Regions from separate parts of the Homo sapiens genome. Here region 2 is linked to region 1. Evidence: chromatin contacts called from ENCODE Hi-C data. All regions are on one chromosome and are shown on one strand. Each heading gives the region's core, a stretch centred on a gene start or an enhancer-like site at or near the end of the contact. The rest is flanking DNA. Distances are from core to core; before and after follow the strand shown. Region 1 overlaps LINC02789 (long intergenic non-protein coding RNA 2789). Region 2 has its middle 37 kb from the start of PTPRC.

The links. Hi-C counts contacts between places; a loop is a spot of excess contacts on that map. Pooled maps may share reads with other maps.
Region 2: a pooled map shows a loop between it and region 1 (14-fold over the local background). The contact joins two enhancer-like sites. A Hi-C loop is called at or near these places in 2 of 37 single-sample maps with no recorded cell type and 9 of 50 pooled maps.

What each region holds. Positions count from the first base shown.
Region 1 is chr1:199,171,052-199,174,575 of GRCh38, reverse strand. The region is part of intron 3 of LINC02789 (long intergenic non-protein coding RNA 2789); the gene reads right to left. All of the region lies in intron 1 of LOC107985243 (a long non-coding RNA gene), which reads left to right. Among named protein-coding and RNA genes, the nearest start is that of LINC02789, 24 kb to the right of the region's middle. RefSeq lists an enhancer at 981-1,030. Within about 2 kb of position 2,120, at least 4 of the 41 ENCODE cell types and tissues checked have a DNase peak (open chromatin) inside an H3K27ac peak, as active enhancers do.
Region 2 is chr1:198,600,477-198,603,958 of GRCh38, reverse strand. No RefSeq gene overlaps it. Among named protein-coding and RNA genes, the nearest start is that of PTPRC, 37 kb to the left of the region's middle. Within about 2 kb of position 1,363, at least 2 of the 41 ENCODE cell types and tissues checked have a DNase peak (open chromatin) inside an H3K27ac peak, as active enhancers do.

The DNA of each region.
Region 1 (3,524 bases), core at 871-3,370:
CTGGGGTGGAGCTGGAAATAGAGATAGAGCTGGAGGAAGAGCTAGAAATGAAGCATAGGCTGGGGCTGGATCTGAGGCTGGGCTAGAGCCAGAGCAGAGGCTGGGACTGAGTTTAGTACTAGGGTGAGGCAGGGTGGCCACACTTGCCCAAGCATGAGTCTCTTCCTCTCCTCTTGTATCAGTTTTCTAGGGCTGCTGAAACAAGTTAACATAAACTGGGTGGCTTAAAACAATAGAAATGTATTCTCTCAGTCCTGGAGTCTAGAAGTCTGCAGTTAAGGTGTTATCAGTGTTAGTTCCCTTTGGAGGCTCTGAGGGAGAACCTGCCCCATGTCTCTCTCCTACCTTTTGATAGTTGATGGCAATCCTTGGCATTTTTTGGATTATAGATATATCACTCCAATCTCTGGCTCCTTCCCTCTGTATCTGTGTTTCTGCGTCAGCATTTTTCTATTTGTAAGGACATCATTCGTATTGTATTTAGGGCCCACCCGAATCCAGCATGCCCTCGTATTAACTTGGTTACATCTACAAAGAGCCTATTTCCATAAAGGGTAAATTCACACAGGTTCTAGTAAATTCTGGGGAGACACCATTCAACCCAATATACCTCTTTGGTAGGTCTTTTGGAAACTGAGCTCATGTCCCAGCACTTGCAAATATGAAAGGAGCAGGAAAGGAGCTAACCAACAAGAGGACAATGCTAAGACTTTTTGTCATGACAAGACCCAATGTCTATCCCAAGCTTTATGGAAATAACATTGAAAATTATTATCATATTTTACTGTATTAAAGGAACTAGATTGTATCTTGTTTTGTTAGAGAACCACTTGAACACATTTTATGTTTCTCTTCCCAGTGCTGGCTTTCACTTTGAATGCTTTAAAAGTGTCTGACTTCACACTCTGAACAGAGCTACTGGGAGTGTTTTAGATGCTACAGAGTGACCTACTTTAGATTATCTAAACTTGAGGTGTGAGAAAAAAATTAAAATCAATTTTGGTAACTAAAAGGAGGAAGTAGAGGTATAGAAGATCACAGAAAGCTGTTAGTTGCACTTTCATGCTGACAGTCTGTGGGAAGATCCAAAGAACCATCTGTTTGTAAAGTCTCTAGGCATGTTTTAACAGTCATGCATACAGGCAGCCTTAGATAATCACCACAAAAAAAGATTCTATCACACTGACATCATTTAGGAGTACTAATGGTATTTGAAATCATATAAGAATAGGCTTAAAAATGAAAGGTACACATAGTCATGTCTAAAGTACTATACCAAATTGTTTTTTGAAGTCTGTTATGAACATACTATTTGAATACATTTTTGATGTTTTATTATGCCCTATCATCTTCATCTACTTTTATGGTTAGCTTTTTATGGTTCAATTCCATTCTGTCTCCTACTAGAGCTTTTATTAGTCATGAGAGATGAGGCTATACTAAAAGAACAACCTCAAAAATCTCTATAGCATAAAACAAAAGATTTTGTTTGTACTCCTGCAAAGTTCCGTTAGTGGGTATTCTCCTTCATTTGGTGTGTTGGGGTAGCCTTAAGGATGGCCCTACAGTCATCCCTGACTCCTTGTATTCATCCCCTCTATATCTCCTTGACTCATCTTGTATTCTTGGATATGGACTGGACTTATTGACTCACTGCTAATGATTAAATACTCAGAAATAATAGGTTGCACTTCCAGTAGTAGGTTATAAAATGACTGTGGTTTTCATCTTGAGAACACTTTCACACTTTCTCCTGAATCACTTACTTCAAGGAAAGTCACCTGCTGTGTTAGAAGGGAATCCTGTAGAGAGGTACTGGTTGCAAGGGACCAAGGCCTGCCAGCAAACCTAAGTGAGCTTGGAGGTAGGTACTCCCTCACCACAGTTGAGCCTTCGGAGGAGACTAGAGTCCCAGAAAACAGCTTTGCAGTAACCTTATGCAAGAATTTGAGCCACAGGCCCCTAGGTAAACTATGCTACGGTTCTTAACCCACAAAATCTGTAAGATGATAAACATCTGTTTGGGAGTAGTTTGTTACACAGCAATAGATAGGTAATATGTCTGGTAGCTTGGGAATCCAGGGGCTTTCCACTTTGTGATTCAACCATAGCAACATGAGACTTCAAATTTGCCCTCGTGTGGAAAAGAGATCTTGGAAAATCCACTCTTGAATTGACACACATCATTTGCACTTACAGTCCATTGGCTAGAACTAGTCATGTGGCTCAAACCTAACCTCAGGGAGGCTGGGAGAAATAAAGGAGGGCATGTAATTCTCTGTGGATATCACTCTCATTATCACATTTGCTCCATCCCTTGTCAGACATTAAATCAACAAACACTTTGAAAATTGCAATGTTAAAAAAAAAAAAAGAAAGAAAAAACATTTCTCAATCCTGTCACCTCATTAAGTTAAAATCCCTAGTTATTCCCTTTATTGCAGTGCTGCTCCTCATAAGAGACAAGTCCAGACAATCTTTCTCTCCTTGCTCTATCTCTATACGCTGCTGAATCCTATGGACTGGACTTATCTGACTTCTACCTTCAAATCTAAAGAATATGATTGTTGAAGATTTACAAGACTTTTTATATTTAAAAAATGAAAAATCTTTTCTGAAGCCCTCATCCTTGACCTCTGAGGCTCTTAATGCAAAATTTATACCAATCTTGTTAGAATTTGTATTCCCTTTCAATTTTTGTGATATATTTTATTATTTCAGTCATTGGAGGAGTCATGCTGGTGACCATTCTATTAATAAATGCAGCATCACCTCCCATTCTTCTCCAATTATATTGGTTTTACTTATTTGGCACAAATATAAGCAGGAAAGGGGAAAAGTTACTTAACATGTCTTTAAAGCATATTTGAGTTATTTTACTTCCCTGATTTCCTGTCTATCAGATTCTAGGATTACTTGGAGTAACAGTAAAATTATCGTTCAATTATTAATATATTGTATCACAAACTATTAAATAGTAAGATAGATTTTTTCTTTTTTTCCTACTTTCCCAAATTTTCCAGTGATGATAATGAAAATAAGCTGGCATCATATTCCAAGAAACAGTGAAAGGTAATTAAACAATGACCTAAGAAAACTATCGGGGAAAGCACCTATTATTTGTCATAAAGATATGTGTTAGATTTACATAAACATATTTTATTATTTAATAATTACAGAATGTTTAATTGGTATATATCATGTGTTTAACATATCTGTTAAAATTGGTTTATTGAATCCAATTTGGTTTGTGTAAGTCTGAGGAAAAGAGTTCTGAAGGGGTATGCTAAGATATCTCCTATAAAAATGTTTCTGATATGACCTTTATATTTTTTCTTTTTCACTTTTTGTTATTCCTCTTGTCCCCTTTAGTATAGGGGCTCCCAAATGTTCTGACTTTGGCCTTATCTTCCAGTTCTCTCTTCCCTTAGTGATCACATCTTCACAGCTTCAAATGACACTGCTCTGGGTATAAGTGTCGAGTGTGAATTGCTACTCTTGACCTCACTCCCAAGCTCAGAGCC
Region 2 (3,482 bases), core at 114-2,613, 570 kb after region 1:
AGGTGTATCTGTAGAGTAAACCAGATATATTATTTCATATAGCAGTTTCTTTTTTCATCACTAGATATTTTATTAGCTTTATGTAGTCAAATGTTAAAAGAATAGCCTTCAAGTATCGTTTCAAATTGGTGAAATGGTGGATCCAACTAATATTTTTAGACAAAATTTCAATGCTTAATGTAGGAGGGTCCTATAAAATTACAGAATTGATAATAGTCTGTTAGGTATTTACATATTTATATACATTATCTCAGTATTTACATGGCTTTAATCAATATTATTTTACCTCCTTGGCTAGATGATCACATTATCCAATTGTATATGAAAGCGGCCTTTGGTAAAAGTGAGGAGCTTGTTTAAAGAGTTTCTACTATAAATCTTATAGAAACTATAATAATAATTACAATTCTATCATTTATTTTTTCATGTAACACACACACCTGCACACCTATGCATGCACACACTTACACACACGCATACATATAAATAACAGGCACTGTCCTATTTTCCTTTTGCTATATGTATGATGTTAGCAAAACAGTTACAGTCCCTTTACTCAAGTAATTCTCAGTGGGGTGTGGTCCACCCTAAGGAGTTTAGGAGTTGCACAATGGGAAGATTATCAAAAGTTTTAAGCAAGGAGTTACAAAATCTAACTTACATTTTTATTCCTTTTTTTTTGCTATTTTTCAAAAAAAAATTAATCTGACTTACATTTTTAAAAGCTCTCCTTTAAAAACTTTGCATAATATGATGCATGTACTATGGAGATCCAAGAACTGATGTAAGGATATCAGCCAGGGAGCTAGCGCATTGGTCAAAATGAAAATTAATGATGCTTGATGCTTGGAAAAAAGAATGGAAAGAAAGAGATGGAGAAAAATCAACAGGATCCAGATATAGTTTTGAGGTAAGATTGACAAGACTTGAGGCTTTGAATTTGAAGAGGGTGATGAGGGTGAGGGTGAAATTTGAAGGTGGAAAGGTTCAAAATCAGAAACCTGTTTGTAAAGAAATTAAAAGTTTCATGACAAATTCATACAGAAATCAAAAGAAAATATCAAAACTATATGGGCTTCTTGATAAACTGGATGACATAATATTTTGAATTTTGAATTAAAGTATAGTTTTGATGATGAAGCTGGGTAATGAAGTGAATTCTGGGGCTGACCTACTAAACTACTTTTTAATCATTTACCATTGAGTGGGAGGAATATGGAAGTCATAGTTGACTAAATTATCTAATGGGGGTTCCCTAACTCCTCTCTCTTTTCACAACAAATTTTTAAAAAGTCAGATACTTCCTTTTTCAACTTCCCTTATAGCTAGGGAGTGCCAGGTAGACTTGTTATTGCCAACAAGAAGTGAGTGAAAGCATGCTTCTGCTGCATGTGTTCCTAGAAAGATGTTTCTTATCTGATAAAAGAAGAGAGTCAGATATACCACCTCTTGTCTCGCTCTTTCCTCACTCTCTCCCTTATCCTGTTCTCCCTAGTCTTTCCCTTGCTCTACTGTAGATGTCGCTTCACTTTCTCCTTGTGTTCTCTGACATGTGAGCCATGAGCCACAACTTGGTTTAATAATGTGATTTGGCTGTCTCTCCTCATGCCTGAATAGTCTTGTCATCATAGTTGCTTGGACCAATAAAATGGGAATGCAAGTGAGGTGTCATTTCTGGGTAGCAGTGTTAAGAAGTCCTATAAATCACTAAATATTCACCCAGAATTCTGATAAATCAAAACTGAAATATCCTACTCCAGACATCTTGTTAAGAAGGCAATAAATATTGATGTGGTTTGGCTCTGCCCCCACCCAAATCTCATGTTGAATTGTAATTCCCAAAGTTGGGGGAAGAACCTCTTGGGAGATGATTGACTCACAGGGGCTGGATTTCCCCCATGCTGTTCTCATGATAGCAAGTGAATTCTCACAAGATCTGATGGTTTAAAAGTGTGTGGGACTTCCACTTTTGCTCACTCTCTCTCTCCTGCCACCATGTGAATAAAGTGTTTGCTTCCCCTTCACCTTCTGCCATGATTGTAAGTTTCCTGAGGCTTCCCATTCATGCTTCTTGTTAAGCCTGAAGAACTATGAGTCAATTAAACCTTTTTTCTTCATAAATTACCCAGTCTCAGGTAGTTCTTTATAGCAGTGTGAGGACACACTAATACAGAAAATTGGTAACAGAAGGGTGGGGTATTGCTATAAAGATACCTGAAAATGTGCAACTGACTTTGGAACTGGGTAATAGGCAGAAGTTAGAAAAGTTTTGAAAGCTCAGAAGATAGGAATATGTGGGAAAGTTTAGAACTTCCTAGAGACTTGTTGAATGGTTTTGACCAAAATGCCAATAGTGATATGGACAATGAAGTCCAAGCTGAGGTGTTCTCAAATGGAGATGAAGAACATACTGGGAACTGGAGTAAAGGTCACTCTTGCTATCCTTTAAGCAAACAGACTGGTGTCATTTGCCTCTGCACTAGAGATCTGTGGAACTTTGAACCTGAGAGAGATGATTTAGGGTATCTGGCGGGAGAAATTTCTAAGCAGCAAAGCATTCAAGATGTGACCTGGCTGTTTCTAAAATATATGCTCATATGCATGAACATAGATTATCTGAATCTTGAACTTATATTTAAAAGAGAAGCAGAGCATAGAAGTTTAGAAAATTTGCAGCCTGGCCATGCAGTAGAAAAGAAAAACCCATGTTTTGGGAAAAATTCAAGCCAGCTGCAGAAATTTGCATAAGTAAAGAGGAGTCAAATGTTAATAGCAAAGACAATGGGAAAAATGTCTCAGGGCATTTCAGAAACCTTCTCAGCAGCCCCTCCCATTACAGGCCCATGGCTAGGAGGAAAAAATGGTTTTGTGGGCCAGGCCCAGGGCCATTGCTTCAGAGGATGCAAGCCCCAAGTGGTGTTTGGCCTACAGTTGCGCAGAAGGCAGGAATTGAGGTTTGAGAACCTCCTCCTAAATTTCAGGGGATGTATGGAAACACCTGGGTGTCCAGGCAGAAGTCTGATGCAGTGGAGGGGCCTTCATAGAGAACCTCTACTAGGGCAGCAATGAGGGGAAATGTGGAGTTGGAGCCCACATGGAGTCCATTCTCACACAGCTGTAAAATACTACCTGAGACTGGGTAATTACAAAGAAAAGGAGCTTACACAGTTCTTCAGGCTTAACAGGAAGCATGACTGGGAAGCCTCAAGAAACTTACAATTATGGTGGAGGGTAAAAGTGAAGCAAATACCTTCTTCACATGGTGGCAGGACAGAGACAGAGTGAAGGGAGATGTTCCACACACTTTAAGCCATCAGATCTCGTGAGAACTGACTCATTATCAGAGAACAGCATGAGTGAAATCCTACCCTGTGATCCAATCACCTCCCACCAGGTCCCTCCCCCAATGTCGGGAATTACAATTCAACATGAGATTTGGGGATGGGACACAGAGCAAAACCACATCATTCCTCCCCTGGTCC